Regions from separate parts of the Homo sapiens genome. Here region 1 is linked to region 2. The links are chromatin loops, found by intact Hi-C in ENCODE. Cell type or tissue: HCT116. All regions are shown on one strand. Each heading gives the region's core, and the rest is flanking DNA. Links, peaks and the distances in the headings are about the cores only.

Region 1 (12,774 bases), core at 4,007-6,506, 60 kb after region 2:
ACCATGTTAGTATTCTTTGCTCTTTCAAACCCCACTCCCAACACTTGTACTCCTAGAAAACTAACTCTCAAATATAGATGACGCTTTTCCTCTGTGTCTTACTCATGGTGAAATGCCCTTCCCAGCACCTCTGCCTGTTGAAATCTCATCTATCCATCAAGGTCTGTTACAGATGCCATATTTGTAGTAAGATCCCCATGAAGACTTTTCAGATCCATCTATTCAGAAGTTCTTTCTCCTACTTTGAATACTTATAGAATTTCTTTTTACTTCTCTTAAGGGCCCTTACTTAACCCTAAATTATAGGTATTTGCCTGATTTCCCACCCCACCCCCCAGATTCACTACTAAAACACAGGAATTATCTCAGATTTCTCCCCACTGTTCCCACCTACCCAATGGCCAGTACAGGCCCCTCATTAAATGTTGCTCGGGTGGAATGGAAAGATGAAGTAAAGCAGCCTGAGCTTTAGAACCTCTAGAAATAGAAAGCTCATAGTCCTCTCTGCAGACAAAGCAGGACTCCATATGTGGAAGTGCATAGTGGCAGTCTTTTCTTAGCACAGACCAAACATGCAGCTGCTACACTCTGCCACACTATAACATTTCAAGGGGAAGGGAGCCAATGTAAACCCACAGTATATACAAAATTGGAATCAGAAACCCTCAGTTTTTTTAACCACCGAATATAATTTCACAGTCTATTTGATATAATTTTTCTAGGCTGTGGTTCAATTCAAGCCAGTCTCTTCATTTAAACACAATCCTATAGTTATCTTCTATACTTACTAGCAGTCACTTTGCAACTTTAATTTGCGTTATTCTGGGTGGCATGGAGAAACTGATGTCTGCCACCGACTTTTGGAGAGATACATTTTGGGTCTGACATTTTTATATGCACTGATTAAAAATGGTAGACTCTTAATTTCCCTGCTGAAGAAGGAAGATTGTCCACTTAGTCTCAGGCACAGCGAACTATACTAAAAAATTATTAACTTTGGAATTAAAAGACCAGGTTTCAGCTCTTCTGTCAGAACCCACGTGACCCTGAGAAGAACACTTTTCACTCTATACTTATCTTATTCATGTAAGTATATTAGGGAAGCAGATGTCACAGCAGATGAAGAGCTATTTCAATATCTGCATTCGGGATTCTGGGATCACTTAGGTCATTATTTTATAATTAAAGTCATTCATCAACGTTACTGAAGTTTACTATATATATATATATATATATGTGTGTCAACAAATAGAGTCTCAGGCAGCTGATTAGTTTTTTGAGCCAGTCTGAAGCAGACTAGAAGGTTTTTGGCCGAAAGAGTTTGAAAAATGTGAAATACAGTGTCCCATTTACACAGATTAACTGTTACAGTAGTACATAAAAAAAAAAAAATCTGAACGCTGTATCCTAAAGAAATGTGTTTAACTCTTACTACAGTTCATCATACCCTTTGTTAATTATAAAAGCATTTTTATAAGTCTTATGAACATCTAGGGCAATACATTTCTTAGCAAGGTAAGGGCTGACAAACATCAAAATAAACATTTTTTTTTCTGTCCTTCTTGGTTGCTCTAACTTATTTATAATAATAGATTGCTCCTTCATTTAGGAAACTCTTCTCTCTGGCTTTCTGTCTGGGAAAAGACCTCAAGTATGTCTCAAGTGAAGACTTTGCTCGATATTTGGTTGATCAGATCTCTTGTCAAGATGCTTGACTTCTAGGAAGATGTACTTATTTGGATGCCTTTTCATTATATCAAACACAAACTAGCTCAAAGTGAAATGAAAAATTTCTCCAACCCACAACCAAAATTTGTAGCCACCTAAAAAATACTATTTCCATTGCTATTACCACCATATTCCAAGTTAACTAGTTTTGAAATTTTAAGCATGCCTTTAGCTTTGCATTTCCCTTTGACCAACTTACTTCTCTGTTATATGAGAAAGAGAAGTACAAGGGTTTCCCCAAAATTTTGCCTCTTCTCCAGTATCCCTTTACTCCCACTTAGTCCTACAACAACCAGGCTAATGTTTCCACAACTAAAAGGATATTATAAAGTTTATCATAGGCCTCCAGTCTTACACTCTCCTCCCTGCCAATGAGGAAGTTCTCCCTGCCAATAAGTGAAATTTTACCTCACGTATTTTAGTTTTTACTTTTCACAGCCCTTTTTGGAATAAGAGAGATATATTTTTATGACTACATTCACAAACATGCACATATAGATAATGCATAGATATATCTATCTGTTTCCCCTTTTCCGGGAATAAAAAGCAAAACAACTCACCTTAGTATCAAAGATCCCCATAATCCAGTCCTGTTCCACCTTGTTTCCCATTACTCTGGAATCGAAACCTTCCACATGAGCCACGTTATCCAAAACACTATCTTATAAATAGATCTGAGACATTTCTGCTGTAACATTACTATTCTGCAGCTGGGACATCCACATGTTTTCTGTTTTTCAAGACCCTCAGTCCTACTTTCTCAGTGAGTCCTTTCCTGAACCTTCCAGGTTACTGTGATTTCACATTTCTCCTAATTTTTACAGCATTATATTGCCTGCCACCCACCCACTCTGCCCTAAAAGCTTGTAAATTCCCAGTTCTTGATATCAATAGTCTGTGTATGTCTTCTTGTCCTAACTGGGCTATATTTACTAAAAGATTAGGATCCTGTCACATTTATTTTGTATCCTCAGACACTTGTCATCTATCACAGTTCTATGACTGAAGTGACCAGCAAACCTGTTACATAAACAAGACATGCACAAACTCACCTCTACTTTGAAATAGTGGTGACTAAAATCCCAAGTGTCTATTTGTGAATGTTTGTTTTAATCGAAGAGGTAGCTTCTAATTATACTTCTGCTGCTAATATTCTAGGCAGGTTCTTTATCCACCTGTAAAATGAAACAGTGGGACTATATGATATAAATAGTCTATCCAGCCCTAGTCTTCTATAGACTTAATTGCAATTAGTATTTATAAGATCAATGCAAGTGCCACAAAAATAACAGGACTGATGCTACTCGATATGTTTAGTCAGTAAGTAGATCTCTCCCAAACTTTAGCTTTCTCTAGAATTTACATGGACTAGAACTTTCTTTCTAATATAGTCTCTTGGCTGAGGTACAAAGAAAATGTTTGAGTTTATATTTAACCTGGATATATGGTAGGGATATTTCATATACTGTACAGCCTGAAGGTTATTGCTGTGGCTGGATACTTATAAAAGTGCAGGTGTGATGCCAGAGGAATGTATGAAACATTGAAATGAAAGAACTCTATCATGAAAACCATCTCTTTAGTAAGAGCATGTGGCCTGTCAGGTTAGGAGTACCCATTAGTGAGCTTGATGGGTGACATACCTGCAGAGACCTTAGTCTCCTCTTAAAGATTCCTCCAGGAGGGGTCTTTGGAATAAAATTCCCCTTGGCTTGCAGCCACGATGCATTCCTTTGCATGAGCTGAAATGAGTGTTTGGAAATAACTTTTGAAGTAAATCTTCCCACTCCTATAAAAGCAAGAGTTTATATTTCACAGAAGAACGTGGCGTATTTATACCAAAAAGGTACAAGTGGAAAGGCTTTTGATTTACTTGTTTGCTTTTCTTGCATTGCTCACAGTAAAGCGATTTGAGTGGAATGTTAAGTTTGTTTCATAAACACAAAATGGAAGGGAGACCAAGCATGTTGGAAATTATAATGACAGAATTTATTTGTACATTCACTAAACCCTAAAAGCCTCCTCAAATAATCAAATTTGCCAAGCTATTTTCAGTGTTATCCTAGCATTGTTACAATTTAAAACAGGCCAGGGCCCAAATGATTACTTCTTCTCCCTGATCTATATGCCCCCATGCAGTCTACTCAGGAAACATGTGGACTTACAGGAGAAACACTAAATAAACCCATACTTTGATTCCCAGTGCTTGTGACAAGCATTTGATGTCTGAGGCTTTGTCATTTCACAAAACAATGTTGCAGACACAGCAACAAACTTTTGAAATTTTTTTTCATATTCTCAAGATCAGAAAAATCATTCCCAGGCTTGCATTAAGCTATTTCACTGCTGATTTTCAAAAAGCTATCTTAGAAACAGAAATCCATAGTTAATTGCCATTTTGCTATCATAATTGACAAATTCAAATGATTTGTGACATATGATTTTTGACAAATGATTTGTGACAAGTGATTTGTGACAAATTCAAATGATTGTGACATACAGTTTGAGGAAAAAATGTGATCTGGCTGCTATTGGTTGTAGAGACATAACTGTGGTAGTGAACAATTAGGAAGCTGACTTTTAGCTGTAGTAAATTGATGGCCAGCTAAAATTTTTTTTTTAATTGAGTCACTCGGGAAAGACAACGTTTTTCCCCCTTTATTATAATGAAAACCAGGCAAAATATGAGTCAAGTGTTATCACAACAAAATTTGTTTTTGTATCCTAAAGTTCATTAAGGGGAACTCTGTCCCTGGACAAGTTTTGACTTGGTGCTATAAATTATTGTTCGTGGCCAGGCGCGGTGGCTCACACCTGTAATCCCAGCACTTTGGGAGGCCGAGGCGGGCGGATCACAAGGTCAGGAGATCGAGACCATCCCGGCTAAGACGGTGAAACCCCGTCTCTACTAAAAATACAAAAAATTAGCCGGGCGTGGAGGCGGGCGCCTGTAGTCCCAGCTACTCGGGAGGCTGAGGCAGGAGAATGGCGTGAACCCGGGAGGCGGAGCTTGCAGTGAGCCGAGATCCCGCCACTGCACTCCAGCCTGGGCGACAGAGCGAGACTCCGTCTCGAAATAAATAAACAAATAAATTATCGTTTGTATCATAACGTACCCTTGTCAATAATTACCAGCCACTTTCTGCGCTGGTCCTGAAGTAGAGGTAAGGGCTCATCTAGCTTTTTGAAGCTGTCCTCTTGGGCAGACAAACTCAATAAATGGCCATTTTTATTTCTCTTATTTTTATTACTAATATTATAAAATGCTTTGCCAACTATATAAAACATACAACCTATATGACAAATGCAATTTTTATTATTGGCAACCTCACAAGTTAGATTGTGCTCACCAATACAGAGGTCATGTATAAGAGGAGTAGAGTTCTGTACTCACATAGAGAAACATTGGATTTCTATTTATTTATTTTTCAAAATCTGACATGAACTAGATTCTTGAGATGTTAAAGTAATGACTACTACCATAGTCATGGGATGCTGGCAAAGCTAAGGTATGAAATTAATGACAACTACCTTCAGAATAAACTTTGAAAAGGATTAAAGCAGATTCCAAAAACAGTAGCAGGAAACAAATGTCAGCAAGGTCTTGGCCCACACTGCTTTTCGGTAACCATTAGTCATCATCTGACACCTCAAGGGAGAGTGCTGGACAAACACTGCAGAGGTTAAGATCCCTGCCCAGTTATTCAGTCTTACCCTGTCCTAGCATTTAGAACCAAAAACAACAGTAACATACCAATAGACCATGCACACTAACTTCATTCGACCCGAGGCAGAGACGACTTGTCTACCTTCCATCACTAAGATAATGTGCTCTCCTTCTTACCCAGCAGCCATTCAAATTTTGGCTGTTCCCTTGGTAGGAAGTTAGACAATACACAGATGACTTGAGCGATTTTGTCTAATTCAAAGCACACACTTATTTCTGGCTAATACTTAGATAGTTTTTTTTTTTTTTTTAACATCAAGGGCATTTCATTTTTAATAGTCTCTAATCGGAAATAGTATGTTTAAAAGTTCTGTGTCTTCACTTTAATGTTTTCCTTACCCAGAAAGATGGTTTCTATTTAGATAAGAAATCTTCTAGAAAGCTGATGGAATCTGTTGTTTCACGGAGCTCCTAAGAGTATCCTCATTTGGCCATGGCTATTCACCATTAGTGTTTAACACTAAAATGTAAACATCAAGACTAAAACTTCACTAGAGTGTTTAAAAAAGCAGGAGTCTATTAATCAGAATCAGGACCATAAGTAATTGAGGGAAAGAGCATAAGCAGTTTGGCAAAAGAAAGCACTTTAAGAAAGCATGTTCATTCTTCCTTTCCAACTTACTCCACAGAGGAAATATTACTCTTCAGAAACGTCATTTCCATTTAATCCTTACCAAATTGCATTTTGAAAACGATAAATAGTTACTTATACCTATGACTGTATTTTAGAGTGACATTCCATAAATGCAAAGATAAGTTCATTTTCTACATTAGCATGGCCACCTAACTTGTGAATTAACATGTGTTCTTCAAAGCTAGAAATTTTAAAATGTTCTGCCTTGAGATGTAGAAAAGGAATATATTGTATAAAAATCTCCCTTACTATGGGAGTATATATTTTAAATAGGTTGTACCTTTTGTATGTCCCTGAGTTTCCTTGCTAAGGCAACTATTTGTATAGTTAGATTTTTGAAATGGAAACAAAAACACTCAAAGAAAAAAGTGAAATATGCCAGCTTTAGTTTGACACATTAGAAACCCAACATAATGCCGGGCACGGTGGCTCACGCCTGTAATCCCAGCACTTTGGTAGGCCAAGGTGGGCGGATCACGAGATCAGGAGTTCAAGACTGGCTTGGCCAACACGGTGAAACTCCATCTCTACTAAAAATACAAAAATTAGCCGGGTGTGTTGGCGCGTGCCTGTAATCCCAGCTGCTTGGGAGGCTGAGGCAGGAGAATTGCTCGAACCCAGGAGGCAGAGATTGCAGTGAGCTGAGACCATGCCATTGCACTCCAGCCTGGCAACAGAGCGAGATTCCAACTCAAAAAAAAAAAAAGAAAAGAAAAAAGAAAGAAAGAAACCCAACATAATATAATATAGTTACTGTAAATGACAGTGAATGCAATTCTGAGCTTCCCAGTAGTCAAGGCAAAAGGTGCAACAGAATATATTAGGTAGTTCTCTATGGATGTTAAAATTAATTTTATAAATTTGTCAGGAGATATAAACTGTTTTTTCTTATAACTGAATTGTGAAAATTTCAAATATGGATCTTTTTACAAGTTATATTAATGTATTAACATCATCAGTAACTGTGAAATAAAATGCAAAGTTATTTGCTATATGGCTATTATTTTACTCCAAAAATCTGACTCTGCTATATAGAAATGTTTAGGAATGTCCTAAAATAAGATTAAATTCTCATTCATAAGCCCATACTTTACATTTAAATACTGTAATTTACAGGATTTCGTTTAATTCAGTAGGTTGAACAAACTGCTTCCAAATTTTATTTCAAAATTTGATGTTTTGTAAATTTTAAGAATATTCTTTTAATATATTATTCATATTGTAAGAAATGTATTTATTTATTTGGTTCTATGAAGAAAAATTAACTCAAGTTGGCAAAAATTCGAGTAAATTTGGAGACTTTTTAGCAAGTAATGAAATGTCTACAAATGTGCCTTGTGACATGTGTATGTATATGAGTGTATACACACACACATCTTACAGGTTCATCAAAGGATGAATTTGGTTGTTTAGTGTGATATACATGCTGTAATTTGATGACTTCCTTTCTCTCTAGCTGTTGTGCTTATGCTGCTAGCTAGAGCTTAGAACTTGCGCTGTGGCTTAGAAACAGGATGTCTTCAGTGTCAGCTTACATGCTTGTCACTTGGGAGTTAAAAATCTCTAAAGTTACTATATTGTGAAATTTAAGTAAAAAAACGAAGGCAAAAACCATAGCACTTCATTAAAATGTAATGGATAAATTCCCAAAGTTAGGGTGACGAAAGTAGAAAAAGAATTCATTCATTTATTGAAAATGTTGATGTTTGAGAATAATGGAAATTACTTATTTTACGCTTGATGTTTTACTCTGTACAAAAAACCTTCAAAAGAGTAAAAAGTGCTGCCAAATATTCTATTTGAGAAGTACATAGTGGTATTTCCATGTTTTAATGTGCTTTAGAATTATTAGCCCCTTTTCTTTGTTGCACGTGCCTTACAAGTTGTTCTTAATTTCGTATTCAAAATATTTGAGCTACATATCCTAATTCAGAAAATAGGGAACTTACATATTTTCCACACAAAATCTTTGGAAATTTTAGAAGCGTTTCCTTTTGTGTTACGTGTTTGCCTTCTGAATTGAGAAACATTGTTAGAGCAAGGATGGGCAAAATAGACGAAGAGAAAGGAATCGAGGCAGGAAATGGAAGGAAAGTAAAACAGGCAACTGACTTACGCTGTGCTGCATTATTTTGCAAAGTAAAAGCATCATCTCTGACTGATTACTGCAGTGCTCTTCTGCCCTCTAGGAAGATCTGTTTTCCACAAAGAAGTTTGAATTATCATTTTAAAATGTGTATCAGATCTGATTATATCCCTCCTTAACATTTTTTACTGTTTCCTTGTGCACTTAGAATGACATTTAAACTCTACCATAGCCTATACAAATGATCCGTCCTTCTCTAACTTCTAAAATCTCCCTCCTTGATCTCTGCTCTGCTTTGAAAACACATCAAGCCTTTTTCCACTTCAGGCACCTTTCACTTGACTTTCTTTGGCCTGGAATGCCCTTCCTCTTGTTCGGTTCATGCCTGGCTTCTCAACTTTTAGGTCTCAGCTCAAAAATTACATTGAAGAGAAATCTTTGATGAATGAATCTAAAGGAGTTCTCCTTCCAGCCCAGTCCCAGTCAGTGCTCACAACTTTGTTCATTATTTCTTCATAGCACTTAATACAATCTGAAATTACTTTCCTTACTTATTTATTTACTTGGGATTTGTCCCCTTCTATGAGAATGTCAACATTTGTTATAGAAAGGAGGGCCTTTGTCTGTCTTGACCACGTAGGTATTCTGTTTAGTGTCTGATACAGAGTTGGTGCAAAATAAATATTTGCTGAATAAGTAAATGGGTGAACTAATGAACTGGGGCATGACTGGAGAATTGGACCTATGTGTGTGTTCTTGAATAGGCGGGTGGTAAGTTTTAAAACTTAGAGAAGTTCAGTTTCTCTGGAAAGAGTTGGTATAATGGCAGAGAGGAAGAAGTGATGCCAGGAAAAACAGAGCCAAATCCCAGAGTTCTTGAATGTCATGATGTGGAGTGTCTGAAATCTGTTTTCTAGTCAATGGATGACTACTGGAGATTTTTGAATAGTCAATGTGTGCTTTAGCAATCCGTCCTTTATTACTAGCTATGGAAAACTCTTTCTGTGTCAGAGGAACCTCATTCACTCACAGGTTCAAGGACAGTGTAACTTCTGAACGTCAGCAGGCTGTTGATTTAGTCAATGTTCATTTCTTTGTCCATACAGTATGACTACCACGTAGTCATGCTTCTGGGCTGGCAAGAGAAAATGTTTGCCTTAGTTCTTCACAGCTTGAGAGGAAATGGCCCTAAGCTTCTTGAAGGCATTTTTACCAGTATTTCTGACATCTCAGTGGCCTCCCCTAAACGTCAATACCATCTTCATGTCAGATTATTCCCCTTTTCTCCATTGTTCTTTATTTCACAGTTTATTTTTCTAATGCATAGAGTTACCCCCATATTAGACTTACTCGCTCCTGTGGTTTGTTTTAATTAGGTCTTAAAGGAAGTCCAGTTTGGAGCCTTTAACTGTAGTGTGCTGTTGGTTTGTTTCATTGGAGGAGTGGGTAGGTCCTTCCTTAGCTGAAACCTAGTACTGACTATGCCTTGTAATAACCTCCATCCAATCATATGACATTATATGTAGCATGCACATGTTTATGTGGACTTTTCTTACCACTTTGGATGTGTGTATTTATACAATGGAAGACAGAGGTATCAAGCTTCCAGTTAAAACAGTGGTTTATTTTATAGACCCTGGCAGCAAATTCTAGTTTCCTAAACTGGTTCACAATAATTTAAAAGCCAGGGCCAGTTCATGAAGTTTTATGGTTCAGCCTTTAGTCATGGAATCTTTTTTTATAGATTGTAGTATCTTCAATTCTGGACTATAAAGGAGGAAAGCACCAAATAAGCAAAACGTCAAATTTGAGAAAAGGACCCAGTTTGTTGACATTGACTGTTTTCAAGAGCTACGGAATCACATTCATCGTGATAACCACATTGGAAGCTCTCAGTATGAATGATGATTTCAGAGAAGTTTTTATTAAATGTACAAACTTTTAGTACCTTATAGGAGGGGTCCCCAACCCCTGGGCCATGGATCAGTACAGTCCTGTTAGGAGCGGGGCTGCACAGCAGAAGGTGAACCTTACCACCTGAGCTCTGTCTCCTGTCAGATCAGTGGAGGTCTTAGGTTCTCATAGGAGTGCCAACCCTCTGGTGAAGTGTGCAAGTGAGGGATCTAGGTTGTGTGCTCCTTATGAGAATCTTGCGTGATGATCTTAGGTGGAACAGTTTAATTCTGAAACTATCCCTGCAACCCATCCATGGAAAAATTGTCTTCCATGAAACTGGACCCTGGTGCCAAAAAGACTGGGGACCACTGCCTTATAATTCATGAAGCATATTCACATGTAATATACCTTTGAACTTATTACAAGTTACTTCTTACAAGTTTTTTTCTCTTTTCTAAGACATAGCATAGATATACTCTGTATGTAAATAGGTAGAAAATAAAAAGATTAATATACCATATGATCCATGTCCACAGAAAGCTCTAATGGGAGAAGCAGATATACTGATGCATATATAAGGTACAGAATGGTAAGTACCAGTAAAGGAACAGGTTGAGAGTATATTGTGGTACCCAACTATGGCTACAGGAATGGGAAAGGGTCTCTTAGAGAAGGCAGGATTTAAGCTTGGCCTTATAGGACATGACATATTTCAGTAAGAAAAGACAGAGGGACAAAGATTCTCTAAGTCAGTGGAATATCCTGAGCCAAAGCATAAAGTAGGAAAATTAAGAACATAAATATTTATTTGTGTTCCATTAACTTTAACGTCTAGTGCTGTAGAATCAGAGTATGTCAGTACTAATCTGTTGTACTCATAGCTTGTAGACTGGCTATTGCCCAGAGAAAATTTTCACCAACCAGAAGCACCTACTCTATCCTCTTATATTATGTGTTCATGGGAGCTATAAACTCTACTCTTCATTAATGGGAGCAGATTCACCTCCTTGAAACAGATCATTTATATATTGTATGCTATTATTTATCTTTTTCTAGTGCTCTAGTGACTGCTGAACACATTCATATGTATTTCACAGTTGAATCCTTCCAAAATCCTCCACAGTAAATGATGGTGTATAGTTCTTTTGAGCATTTTTTCTTTAGGGAAAATTAAAGCACCAGTGTTTAAACAACTTTTTCCAGGTTCACTTGGCCAATAAATGCAAACCACACATAATTTTGAACCCATTCTTTATACCTATATAGTTATTACTATGTAGATGCATACAATTCATATTTATCTGTATTGATATGTAAGAGATTGAGAAGATTAAAGTTGAGAAAGATGAAATCCAAAATTAGTGATTTTGACAGTCAAAATAATTCTGAGTGCACAGAATTGAGGACAAAGGTAAAAGTGGCAGGAAGAGCTCATTTCAGGCAAGATTTAATGGAAGGAAAGACAGTAGCTAAAAATGTGCAATTACATTTGAAAAGGGAAAGCTTTACTATTATGGGATGTTAGGTCTTAAAACAGGGCAGTTTATGTTTTTGTGTTAAGAGTTGATTATATTTCACAAGACTGCAGGGACTGGGCACTTGTGAGTCTACTACTTCTAGTTTTTAATAATTGAGTGGCAAAATGGTCAAAAGCAGATACAGTTGAATCTTACATGCCATTCTGTGATTTTATATTGTTCAGCAACAATTAGTTTTCATTTCTTCACACTAAAATGGATTGAGCATATTTTAGATTCCACCATGAAAACGATAACTAATGTGAATTTTTATTTTTCTGATGTGAGGTAAATGGATCTCTCTATTGAAATTCTCCATGACTAAAGCATATGTAAATATGTGAAGTGGGCGGATCACAAGGTCAGGAGATCGAGACCATCCTGGCCAACATGGTGAAACCCCATCTCTACTAAAAATACAAAAATTAGCCGGGCATGGTGGTGTGTGCCCATAGTCCCAGCTACTTCGGAGGCTGAGGCAGGAGAATCGCTTGAACCCTGGAGGCAGAGATTGCAGTGAGCCAAGATCGCGCCATTGCACTCCAGCCTGGCAACAGAGCAAGACTCCGTCTCAAAAATAATTTTAAAAATGTGTTAAAATGGGTAAATTAATTCCATTTTTTAAAAATATATCATTGCTTGTTACATGGAGATCATTGTATTAAGTGGTTTAGGAGACAGTTGGCAGTGTCTGTGTAGTGGTGGTTCAAAATTCTTTTTTATTAATGAGAATCAAAGTTGTAAGTTTGGAATCAAATATCTCAAAGCTGTGTGGTAAAGCATTTTATGTGCTGTTCTTAGCATCTTTATGCATTGGAATAATTTATCCTTTTAATTTTTTTAAAAGTTTTGTCTTATTTTTAATTGACACATAATAAGTATACATAATTACGGGTACAGTGTGATGTTTCCATATGTGTATTCATTGTATGATGATTAAATCAGGGTAATCAGCAAATCTGTTGCCTAAAACACTTATCATTTATGTTGGTGACATCATTAAAAATGCTTTCTTCTAGCTATTCTGAAATATACAATACATAATTGTTAGCTATTGTTATCCTACTGTGCAATAGAACACCAGAAATTATTCTTCTTCTTTAACTATAACTTTGTACTCTTTGACCAACCTCTTCCTGTCTCTCCCTTTCCTACATTTTCCAGCCTCTGGCAATCACCGTTCCAC
Region 2 (12,774 bases), core at 5,327-7,826:
CAGCTAAAAGAACAACATTTTTTCTCAATGAACAGGAGTTAATGAAGTGTGAGCAATGCATAAGCGTGAAAATGGAAGCTGTAGCAAGGGGCTGGAATGTAAGGCAAGTTTGAGGTCATGGAAATTCCCGTTTCAGGCAGACAATGTGTTGTTTAACTGAAGATAGCTTTTTTGAGAATGATGGCTGTTCATATGGATTGTTAGTAATAAGAACTTTAATGTGAGAAGGGGAATTGGCTACATATAGATAGTCAAAATGTTTTGTCTTGTAAGTCGTTGCCTCTTTGATGGAACTGTGACCACTCCCTCCTTGGACCGTGTGCTCTTGATTACAGCACTATGACTATAATGCTGGAAAAGATGAGAGGAAGCTTCATGGCTAGATGACCCTGGATACCCTCATGAAGGACACTTTCACATTTTTATGACTTCAGGAACTGACTTGATATTCCTGTGACTCGGTTACCCCAAATGCAAGGCAAGAAAGTTGAACCTGATGCTTACTAGAACCCCTTCTGTATCTTCCTATGTACTATGACTTCTAAGAAAACAAGATAGATCAGATGAGGATAATCCTATCCTCTTACCACCAATTCCTCCAATGCACTGAGCCAAAATCTGCTTCTCTTCCTCTCTCAATAGTAAATAATAATAATGATAACAATAATAATAAATCTCTATGTAAGAACAATGCAAGTTCAACATTTTTGACTAAATCCCTGGATCTGACCTATTTCCGCTAGCCTTCATAAGGACTTCATGCTTGGAACTATCCTTTTTTTCTGTTTTCCTATGTCATCAGTTTCTCCATAGCCACCACGTGATTGCCATCAGCACAGCCTTCATGCATGCATCTTAAAACAAGTAAACCACCTTTCACCTCACTTCTCCGTTACCACAACTTAAAAAGAAGAAGAAGAAAAAAAAAAAAAACTTGTCTACACTTGCTGGCTTTACCTGCTGGCTAGCTTTACCCCCAATTTTCTCCACAATCCATGCTAATTGGATTTCCATCTACACCACTGCTCTGAAATGTCACTCATAAATGTTTCCAGTTGTCTACCCCTTGCTAGAGCCAATGGTCAGTTACTGGCCATCAGCTTTCTTGGCCTGTTAGCACTATTTCACTTTCATGACCTTGCATCTTGAAACCCTTTCTTCTCCAGACATTTCTTCCCACCCTCGCTAGATTTCCTTCTATTTAACTGGACATTTTCTCTCTATTTGTTTGTTGGTTCTTTGACTGGCCCTCTGAAAGTTGGTGTCCTTCAGCATCTTGGTTGCTAAGGATATGGGTAGAATTTTAACACACAGAGATAAACATGAGGAGGACTGGGAAAAGAAGAAAAGGTAAACATGCTGTAAATCTTACAGAGAAGTTCTGTTTGGCTGGAGAGGAGGTGAAGAGGAGATTCATTTATGGGAGAAGTTTGAAACATCCCATCAAATATATAAGATTTACACTGAGACTAGAAGAAGATTTCTAGGGACTGTGAACTTTCCATTTTTTCTAGTCCTGAAATCAGTGAAATGTCAAAAGATGCTTACTCAGTGGGGTTGGTCAGTTAACTAGGCCTCATATTGAAGGTAGCAATATCCTTTTATTGGAAACCCACATCTTAGCAATGTCCCAGTAGAGAAACCAAGACTGTGTCATCATAGATTTTTTCTTCTTGGTATGGTTTATTCAGAAGACACTCTAGGGTCTGGAGCTGAGCCTATAGATATTTAATCCTTAATTACCCAAGTATTTATTGAACTTTACCATGTGAAAGGCACAGATAGGTGAGGCTCTCTTGGATTAATATACCAGAATTTTTGTTAGAATGAGCTAAGGTGCCGCCTGTGAAAATACTGACCTCACTCATATAAAACATTTTTTCTGTGGTTTTTCAGTGTACTACCAAACATGGGATGGTATCGATAGCAAACGTTTAGTTGGTTGTAATAGGATATTAAATGTGATTGTTCTCTTTTTTGTATTTGCAATTTTTTTGTAAAAGTCTTATAAATTATATATTGGTTTGAATTTCTTGTGTGCAAAAGCATCTATATGTAGAGAAGCTGAAAATTATTGCCGAAGAAGAAAACACATTATGTAGATCAACAAATAGCTGTCATTTTACCGAGAAAAATCGGTAACTCTTTTAAGTGATAAGCCTTCTCCCTCAGGAAATCGCAACTTCAGCTTTTAGGAAACAGCTCTGTCTACTCGTCCACCTTCATCCAGGAATGAACTGAGCAAGCAGTAGTTTTTCAAAGAAAACAAATCTCCTACATAGATTTACTCTATGTATTTTTGCCAGCTCCTTAGTAACTGTTCAGTTTTGATATCACTAAAGATTTAGAGTAAGCCTGATTTACCAAATCTAGCAGTTTTAAGACCCAATAACTTTTGTGGGAGACAAAGGGTGTGGGGTAACTTCCCACCAACATATGTGTGTGTCCAGGGGGCTGAGTCCACCCTCATGTGACCAGACCGCTTGGCCACTTATAGAGTGGCTGTCGAGGTTAAGGTATCTGGAATCTAGTAATATTTCAGAGGATGGGACAAGGTAGATTTCCCAGGCTTCTTTTCAGTACTTGTTACTTAGCTATTGTTTTTCATTTTAATTATTGTTGAAATTCAACCAGATTGATTTTATTTTGAAGGTCCTTTCAAATGTTTGCTAACAATGTATTCTCTTTAAATGTTTGGAGAAAATTATAAGTGATTTATAAGATTTATCTTATAAAATTTTTATAAACAATGTAATTCAGACATGAGATTATACTATCCCATTCATCTTAACCTTTCTTGATTTGAGAAAAATTATATAAACATTTTAAGCATAAATTTGACTTAAAATTAAATTAAAAAGTTGTATATTTTATTGTTATCATATGAAAAATCTAACTCATGCTATTTGTGGATGAAGCCTAATTTTTATATTTAAATTGTTATAACTATGTACATTTTTTTCTTAGGTCTTCTTTTCAAATTCATTTTTCAACTTAAATATTGAGATGCTGATGCACACAACTTGTACTTGCATGTATTATGTAAATAATGAAATGCAATATTTTATCTTTTTATTGGATTCCAGATATAGATAAATAATTTTTGTATACTTAAGAATAAAGAAAATATTCCCCCCCAGAAATACTTCATAAATAATTTTAAAACTTTTTAACGAACACTTAAGAGGAGGAGAAGAAGAATCAAAAGTATATGCTTAGTAGGTAAATGTGCCAGCACCATATGTAGAATTTTATGGCTGGAGGGGAGGTGAAGAGGAGATTCGTTTTAAATTAATATACCAGAGAGTGACACAGAATCACTAGTTATTCAAAAGCAAAACTCTAGAGAAATTGAGATAACATAGAATGGTAGCATTTATCTGAGAATTTGTCATAGGGAGATTTTGAGTGACTAATTCTTTGTTTTTATTTTGTTTGGGGTGTATGAGGGAAATACTTAGTAAAAGGGGTATGGAGGTCATGCAAGGATTTGTCTCTTTGCTTCTGTGGAAGAAACATGGAGCTCAAGTTCCTGGGTACATGAAGACTGCTTGATAATTCATATTCCTCCCACTTCTTCCTTCTCCTTTCTCTTCCTTCACTTTTTATTTAGTAAATATTTCTTGAATGCCTTGAGTCTGAAAGATGGATTAGACTCAAATCATGTCTGCAAAAGGTATGAATCTGATAGTAGAGACATCTACAAAAATACACAAATAATAGGTAAATGTAAGAATAAGGCTGGGTGTGGTGGCTCACACCTGTAATCCCAGCACTTTGGGAGGCCAAGGCAGGAGGATTACTTGAGCCCAAGAGTTTGAGACCAGGCTGGGCAACAAAACAAGACCCCATCTCTACAAAAAAAAAAAAAAGAAAGAAAATTAAAAAAGAATAAACTACATGTGAATGTAGTGGAGAGAATTATTGTCCATCCAGCGACTGTCAAAGAAAGCTTTACCCAGGAAGTGGCATTTGAGCTGGGTCTGGAAAGGTGGAAGGAGAAGGCACTCTAGGCAGAAGGAACATCATGAGCAAAAGCACAGATGAGGGGCTGTCTGACTTTTTCAGGGAGCCATGAATAGACAGGGCTAGAGCTCTGGCTTGGAGTCTGATTGTTGACGAATGACATAGTAAGAAATTTGGACTATAGATAGTAAGTCCCAAATTATTTGAAGTAGAGGGATTTCACTATCAGATTTTTTTCATAAACTTTTTTTATATTGCATTCTTTTTTCCATTTTTTTATTTCCATAGGATTTTGGGGAACAGGTGGTGTTCAGTTACATGAGTAAGTTATTTAGTGGTGATTTGTGAGATTTTGGTGCAACCATCACCTGAGCAGTATACACTGAACCCAATTTGTAGTCTTTTATCCCTTACCTACTTCCCATCCTTACCCCCTGAGTCCCTGAAGTTTATTGTGTCATCCTTATGCCTTTGCATCCTCATAGCTCAGCTCCCACTTATGAGTGAGAACATACAATGTTTTGTTTTCCATTCCTGAGTTACTTCTCTTAGAATAATAGTCACCAATCCCATACAGGTTGGTGTGAATGCCATGCATTCATTCCTTTTTATGGCTGAGTAGTATTCCATCATATATATGTATGTATATACCACATATATATATATTCCATCATATATATGTATGTATATGCCACATGTATATATCCATATTCCATCATATATATATGTGTGTATATATGTGTGTGTGTGTGTGTGTGTATATATATATATATACACACCACAGTTTCTTTATCCACTCGTTGATTGATGGACATTTAGATCTGTTCCACATTGAAATTATATCAAGTACTCTCTCAGACCACAGTGGAATAAAATTGGAAATCAATTCCAAAAGGAACCTTCAAAACCATGCAAATACATGGAAATTATATAGCACACTCCTGAATGATCATTGGGCCAACAATGAAATCAAGATGGAAATTTAAAAATTCTTCTACCTGAACGACAATAGTGACACAAGCTATGAAAATCTCTGGGATACAGCAAAGGCGGTACTAAGGGGAAAGTTCATAGCCTTAAATGTCCACATCAAAAAGTGTTTCATAAACTTTTATAAATTATAGATTATTGGAGGGGAGACTGATGAAAGACCAAATAGGAGGCTATTGCAGTAGCCCAGAATGGTTTACTTATATCTTGGTAACAGAGGCAGATATGATGACCAAATACGTGTAGGACATTTCATATAATTAAGGAAATGACAGAATAGGCCAAACAATATTTTTTTGAATCCTGTATTGACTAAGACTTTGACTAGAGAGAGTCTTCAGTTAGAAAGTAATTCTATAGGAGCAGTACTGAAAAAAAAATCTCTATGTCGTTACTGATTAACATAACACTGACTGTTGTAAAAGAGAAACTCCTAAATCTCAGTGGCTTAAAACAATAAAAGTTTATTTCTCATATAAAGTTCAAGAGGTGTTGGGTGATGGGGAGGAGTACTCTTCCTCTGACGTCTTCAACAAATGGCTTCAAAATCCTCCTGGGTATTGACACTCATCAACCAGTTGATAGACAAGGAAAGGGAGGGAGGGTAATGGATTCCATGGAAGGTTTTTATGGGCCAAGCCTGGGAATGGCATGTATCACCTGCATCCATATTCTGATGTATAACTCAGTCTTGTGGTCACATTAATGCAAAAGGACTGAACAATATTGTCTCACTTTTTGCCCAGGATGACAGGGAAACAAGTTTAGTGAACAACCAGATGGAATCTGAAATGCTGTCATTGCCTTGGGGAGACTCGGTTTTTTAATGGAGACAGTGCTCTCCTGGAGACCTTGGACATCAGTGCCTTCTGGCATAAGCAGTTTTTAGGCAGGGAGTCCTCCAATTATGGAGAGCCAGCCTACCAGAAACCAAGAGCCCAAACTCTTTACGCAACAACAGGCTTTTCCTAGAAGATGGAATTAGCTGAACAGCCCCTGCAGTCTACTGTTTGCACCTAAGGAAGCTGCTTTACATTTTGATTTTGTTGTATATCAGAAGACTGGCTGACACAAAACAAGAAGGCTTATCTTATAGCCTCTGATATGTCCTGTTACTTCCTGCTGCCAGGAAAATGCTTAAGACAGCATGTTAATTTAGGAGGGATTTTCAAAACTATACGGTATGACTCAAATTTTATATTTTTCAAATATAGACATCTTTGTTATTATAAATATGTACATTTAGACTGTTACTTCAGTGAAGCCTCAGATATACCCATTTTTGCTCTGCACTTGTCCCTGGTGACTTCCAGAGTATCTGGCATACCATTGTCTCAATAAAAATAGGCTGAATAGATAAATATATATGTGAATGCACAAAGACTGGAAATGTACATCAGATGTTATTTAAATATATTTTAAGTTACAAAATATCCCCTTGCTTAAACCTGTCGACTTCAGATTCAGAAGAGTCATACCGTGATGAGATTTACTGAGCAGCTATCAGCCTAGCCCTTCCAGCACAGCCCTATTTGTTGACTCACTCCCTAGGAAGGATCAGAAACAAAGTTACTGAAGTGTAGCCAAGAATTTAGTTATTAAGAATATTTATTCTGGCTGGGTTCAGTGACTCATGTCTATAATCCCAGCACTTTGGGAGGCCGAGGTTGGAGAATCACTTGAGCTCAGGATTTCAAGAACTGAGCAACAGGAGTTCACCCTGGGCAACATAGTAAGGCCTGTTCTCCACTAAAAATTAAAAAAAAAAAAAAGTTAGGTGTGGTGGTGTGTGCCTGTAGTCACAGTTACTTGGGAGGCTGAGGCAGGAGGATCACTTGAGCCTGGGAGGTCAAGACTACAGTGAGCTATGATTGCCCTACTATTCTCCAGCCTGGGTAACAGTGAGACCCTGTCTCAAAAAAAAAAAAAAAAAAAAAGTTTATTCTAAAATGATTTCTTAAATGTTTATTTAAATTTAAATGCTTAAATAGATATATAGTTAAGTATAAACATTCTCAAATCTAACTCATGGTGAAAAGAGCAAGGAGGCTCTTCAAATTCATTTCTCGCAGAAAGTAACAAATTGGCTGCTCTCTTTAAAGCCTCTGCCTATCTGCTCCCCATCTTTTTCTGCATATCCTGGGGTAACAGCTTATGTTCCAGAGGCAGCTCGGAAGTCTCTAATGGTCACCATACAGGCTTCACTCACTCCAAAAATAAACATTGTAATTACAACCACCACCACAGTGGGCGTGAGGAGACTTTCACACATTTATATGTCACAGAACATCAAGGGTGGAAATTGTATTGAAGCACTGTTATCTGAATCTCTAACAAAGCACACACCTGGTATTTAGTAACACATTAATCATGCAAAGGGAAGCTTTTAAACTTAAAAAATGGAAGTCTGAAAGCAACTGCAGGTATGATTTTTAAAAATAACTTTGGTAGCAAGCGGTGTCTGATGTGGTTGTCCTATTTAAAGAGAACCATTAGTACTGTCTGTAATGCAATAGCCAAACGTATTGACCAGAGCAAAAGTTTAGCAAAATGCCTTTTTCCCAAGAACATTTGCTTTTGCCTGTGGAATGCTGACAAGTAGGATGCTGTGCTCAGGCATGGAAATGATAAATACTGTCTCTTCATGTCAGATTACTGATCACATTAAATAATCCACAGCCCTTGCTATCTGCAGACTCCAGCACTAACTAACTAGAAGCAGCTTATCATTTACCAGTAGTTGTGTACACCCCATGGCACCATTTTCATAGATTATGAAGCCATTTGTAAAAAGTAGAACTCCTAAATTTAAACTAAAACATCTCAGGAGCCATTTGTTGGGGAATGTGGTTTGGGCCCAAATACACTGGCTTAATAGAAGAATAGCTTTATATAACTTCTCTGATTGATTAAAAGTCTTAATGATGAAAGCTCAGAGCTAATCTTAAACAAAATTATTCAATAGAATTTGCTCATGGCCCTCAACTACTGCCTGCTCCACATTCTTGCTCCCAATTCTGATGTTATCCCATTCTGGTATTCTGTTCCCACCAGTTCATTATGCCAGGGTCTTGCTTCCTGTTCAAGTCCTTGGTGGTGGTTAGGATATGGAGTTTGTAAATGTAAGATTGAATCAGTGGGGAATAACGTTATCTCACTGATGCAAGATACTATTATTAATTCCATTTTACAGAAGATAAAACCAAGCCACAGAGAGATTGAGTAACTTGCCCAAGGTTATGTCACTAGTTAGAAGGTAAGCTGGGATTCCAACAAAGGAAGTCTGGGTTTATTTCAAAACGCAATGCTTATACATAATAATAGTGCCAGGCTTATTATTAATCAGTAAATATTCACTGGACACCTATTAAGTCCACGACTTACAAGTGTGGATATTCTACATTTAGTGATAAAGCAGTGGGTAATGTATGGGCCACAGTTTTAGTTATTAGAGCTAGTTCTTAAGAGTGAAAAATTATTTCTTTATTCAATTTGAATTTGTTAAATGGGGATATTCTGTGCAAGGAACTTTGAGACTAGAGCATTAAATAAATGATGCTTGCATCAAGGATTGTGATGGGAGGGGATTTGTCATGTACATTAGTTTATGATATAGGACACAGAATTAGGAGATGCCAAAAGACAGGTAATTATAAGGATCCATGGATACAGGGGGAAAGATTAGGGTTGAAGCAAATAAGGAAGGGTTTGAGAGCAAAGAGATAGTATTGCAGCTTAATTTTGAAGGATGGATAGCATATGAACACAACTGATATAAAATGACTGTGATGAAGGATTAAGAAGGCTAGGGGAGAATTTTAGAGGAAAGAGTTTGATTATCTTTGATTTTGCCTGTTGAAGGGTAGAAGTAAGCTAAGGTTGGAAAAGTAAGTTAGCATATCATGGAGGACCTCGAGGAGAAAGAAAATCCAACTACCATGTATTAAGTACCTAATATATGCCAGGCATTTTATATACTTTTCTCATGTAATTCTCACAACCACAAATAGTAGTTGTGTTTTGTGTTCTACCAAGAAAAGAAACAAAAGCCTGGACAGACTGAGGAACTTTCTCAAAGTCATTTAGTAATCCACTAGGATTTGAATTCATGCTTGTGTGGATCCTAGCATCTGTTCTTTCCATTTCATCATGACCTCTTTCTTTTGAAGGCAATAAGAAACCCTTAAAGACTTCTTAGGACAGTACATGGTATCTGGCACCAGTTTGCCTGAGTTAGAAGGAGGCAAGGCTAAGGGATATGAGTGTCCTTAGCAGGAAACTGGCAGGTGAATGAAGAGTAAGAAATCATCTTCAGGACATGGCAGAAATGAACTCTAAAAGGTTTAGTACTATTTAGATTTTGTAGTATAGTAGGATGTATTGATAAACACAAACAGGGTAACCTGTTTTTAACTCTGAAGTTTGTGGTTGAACCTGCTTTCCTGTCATCTAGCTGCCAGTCTTTGTAATTCTGGACCCTTCCTTGAGCCATTTTTATCACTTTCACCTTCATATGAGGGTTTGCATTAAAAACAGAACCATATTGCACTAAATAAAATCCACCCATAGCTCCTGGCATCAACCTTTCAATGGAATGTGTGTTTTAATGGTTGTCAGTTTTCCCTCCATTGGGATTCCTATGGCGTTAATTCCCAAACACAGAACGGTATTTAAATGCTCTCCTAAGGTCCAGAGGAAAAAAAGTGAAGGAGCTATTCTCAGGCACTTGTGGGGCAAGTAAGGAGGATGAAGAGTGGAGGAAGAAGGTGTTTTAGTTTTGTTTTTAATTCCAGTTCAATCTTACTTTGTATATTCCTCTATAGTCAGAAACAATGGAATGTCCTAGAGCCCTTTAGTGAAGAATGAAGCAAGATAAGAAATTAGTAAATGAGTATAGTGTACACTATCTGGGTGATGGAATAGCCTGGAAGCCCTGACTTCACCACTAAGCAATCTACACATAACAAAATTGTACATGTGCCCCATAAATTTGTACAAATAAGAAAATAAAAAATAAATAAAGCAGGTGCTTAGTGTTCCATAAAGGTCATCAAAATAAAACAAACCATGTAGCATGGTTCCTGCCATTTCTATACTCCCCTTCCCTATATTTTTAGCATGTTAGTACATGGGTTTTGATTTACAATCAATTTTTTATTCTCAGAAGTTCTTTTAAGCATCTTTATCCATTTATGAGACAGTGGAACAAAATAGCACCAAATTATAGTTTGATGTGAAATCTTTGGTTTTCCCTTGGAGATACACTTCATTCGAGTAAGTAGAGATCATAGGCTAAATTAGGCCATTGTGACTAAGATACAGTGCATCATCCAATTCTATAAAAACAGAGTGCTTGACTGAAAGCAATGATAGCTATTAAAAAATATAAAATTGGAATTAGAAGAATTGAGAGGAAACCACTTCCAGGAGTCACTGACTATTTAAAATATCCAGGAAATTTTTCTCTTAAGTCTGGCTTGGCATTCATGATTCTTCTAATTCCCAGAAAATTAATATGTGAACTTGAACGGATTTTGTGATCACTTGTAACCTCCAGAAAATTGGCGGACTTGGATGCTGAATGCATTGTAAGCTTCCTTACAGATCTCCAGCCTAGTTTTAAAATAGATGCTTTGCATTAGGATTTAGCCAAATACTTCGTTAATAGTGGCAAATGTTGTATTTTTCTGTGACTACTATTTTTTTTTCCTTAACATCCAGGCATTTTAGGAACCTCCAAAGCAGTGAATTTCAACAAATTGGGTGCTTCATCTGCTTCAGGACAAACACTTTCAGCTATTTGTTACAAAACCTGGGTATTTTTCAGGCATTGGATTAGTCTTAAGAAAAATGTTTTCATCAAAATGTTCTAAATTCTTACATTAAGTGTCTTAGATAAAGCCATTTTTAGAAGAAAATTCTTGATGTTGGCAAAAGGTAGATACCTGGAAAAATTTCCTGTCTTTTCTCCTTAAACTGGAACTATACCAATTAGAGTTTCCCAGCGTAACACACTTCATTCATATGGTACCATGTGACTTTAAAAAATCTCAGATGACGAGAAGGAATCTTCATTTTCCAAGCTTGAAAAACAAGAAGTTAGTCAGACTTGTGAACAAGAAGACACTGTGGAGAGTGGTTAGGGCTCTTGCAGGATACTAAAAAATGATCAAGAATTATGTTTGGTTTTGTCCCCTAGCCATCATGCAGTGTTTCTTTCATATCCTAAAGATGCTACCAGGATGAGGAGGCCAGCATTCGTGGGAATTGGTGGCAAGTGTTGGAGGGGTGGGTGGCAGAGGCAGTGAAGGTGAGTGATGCTGGCGTTGGAGGAAAGCAGTGAAGTAAGGATAATGACAAATAGGAAAATGTCACTTTTTCCAATTCTGGTAGTTCAGAGCTTTCTCATTCTCTTAGTCTTTGCTTCTTTCACCATGACACTATGGCTGGAGCCCAGGAAGGAAAAGGATCCCCATGACTAAAACCAGTGACCTTTCCAATTTTCCATCCTCCAGTGTTGTATGACAATGCTGTGCTTTTGATACCTCTCGGTGCAGCTGTGCTGGGAGTCTCTTACTCATGAGACTATCTTCCTGGAATACAGTTGCCAAACACATACTGACCCACCTACTGTCTGCATCAGCTATTAAAACACAGACCTGCTACTCAAGAAACTCACCATCAGTAGGGGAGACAGACATGAAGACAGATAATTATACTATTATGGCACAGGTTGGGGGAAGTAGGAGAATCCTCACAAGGCTATGGGAGTGTAGGGTAGGAAGCTACTGCAGCCTCACCAACTGCCATGAAGCAGGGACTGCCTGTCTGAGTCTGCATCCTCTGTGTAGTCCAGCCTTTGTCTAAAGGAAGTCCTGGGTATCAGAAAATGATCGAGAAAGGGGATCAGCAAAGCAGAGATTTAACAACTGAATGTACAATGTTGGTAGCTAATAAGAATGCCCTCCTTCCCCAATCCACTAAGCTGAAAGGATAGCAGGGAAAGAAGGAAGCCATTGTGTTTCACTGTAAAGTCTCCTCAGCAAAAATCAGTTGTTTTCTCGCTGAACTAAATCTGGCTTTTGTTTAGTGAGTTTCCTTTGTGTGTGTGCCTTCTCTGGTCTTTTCCCAGCATCCTTTTATTATCAGGGACAGAACACTGTGACCTTTTGCGCAGGGTTAAAATAACAGCAGTAGCTGAAATGAAGGTTGAATTTTGCTGACTGGTTTACATCCTCCCTATAACTTGCTGTCTGCATCAGCAAAGCAGGTCGCCCTTCTGCCCACAGCTTCCAGTAATGTTGAAGCTGTCAAGGCAATTAAGTCTTTTTACCCTTTTAAGTTGATGTAACATTTCACCCTTTCCATTCCTGGACATCTACTCACTCCCATTCTGTTACCAAGTTGTTTCCAGCATTCCTGGGACCATTTACTCCCCATTCCATTTTACAACTTTGACCCATATTTGAAACTTCACAAGTTTAACCCATTGTAGTTCCTATGGCTTCCGTAGTTTTCGCCTTGTTTTAGGACAGGAATAAATACTTTTATTCCTTGGGGGCGGGGATAGGTATCATCAATACCTGGTATCTTCACTATGAGGTGAATAAATTGATCTATAGGAAACAATAAATGCTACTTACACGAGAGAGGGTAGCTTATCCCCATCTTACTGAAAAAGAACTAGGACTTCAACAAGCCAGTTGACAGATAGGGACTAAAATCTATGTACAAGGCATTTTGCTGGCCCCTTAGGGTTATGTGTTGAGGAATATATATTCTCCTAAATTATATTAAGTCAGGAATGACTGAGGTGAT

The links. A loop is a pair of places that touch in the nucleus more often than their neighbours do. Peaks named below come from ENCODE experiments on the same cell type or tissue, not always from the same donor. Only the 100,000 strongest peaks of a DNase experiment are listed, where the experiment ranks them.
Region 1: a loop joins it to region 2, with 3 times the contacts of the local background. A loop is called at or near these places in 4 of 110 quality-filtered maps.

What each region holds. Positions count from the first base shown.
Region 1 is chr3:189,996,428-190,009,201 of GRCh38, reverse strand. The region is part of intron 1 of P3H2 (prolyl 3-hydroxylase 2); the gene reads left to right. Among named protein-coding and RNA genes, the nearest start is that of P3H2, 120 kb to the left of the region's middle. In HCT116, for the core only: no CTCF peak of the experiment used is centred there; a DNase peak (open chromatin) is centred at 5,351.
Region 2 is chr3:190,058,110-190,070,883 of GRCh38, reverse strand. The region is part of intron 1 of P3H2 (prolyl 3-hydroxylase 2); the gene reads left to right. Among named protein-coding and RNA genes, the nearest start is that of P3H2, 56 kb to the left of the region's middle. RefSeq lists a silencer at 6,350-6,644. In HCT116, for the core only: no CTCF peak of the experiment used is centred there; a DNase peak (open chromatin) is centred at 6,543.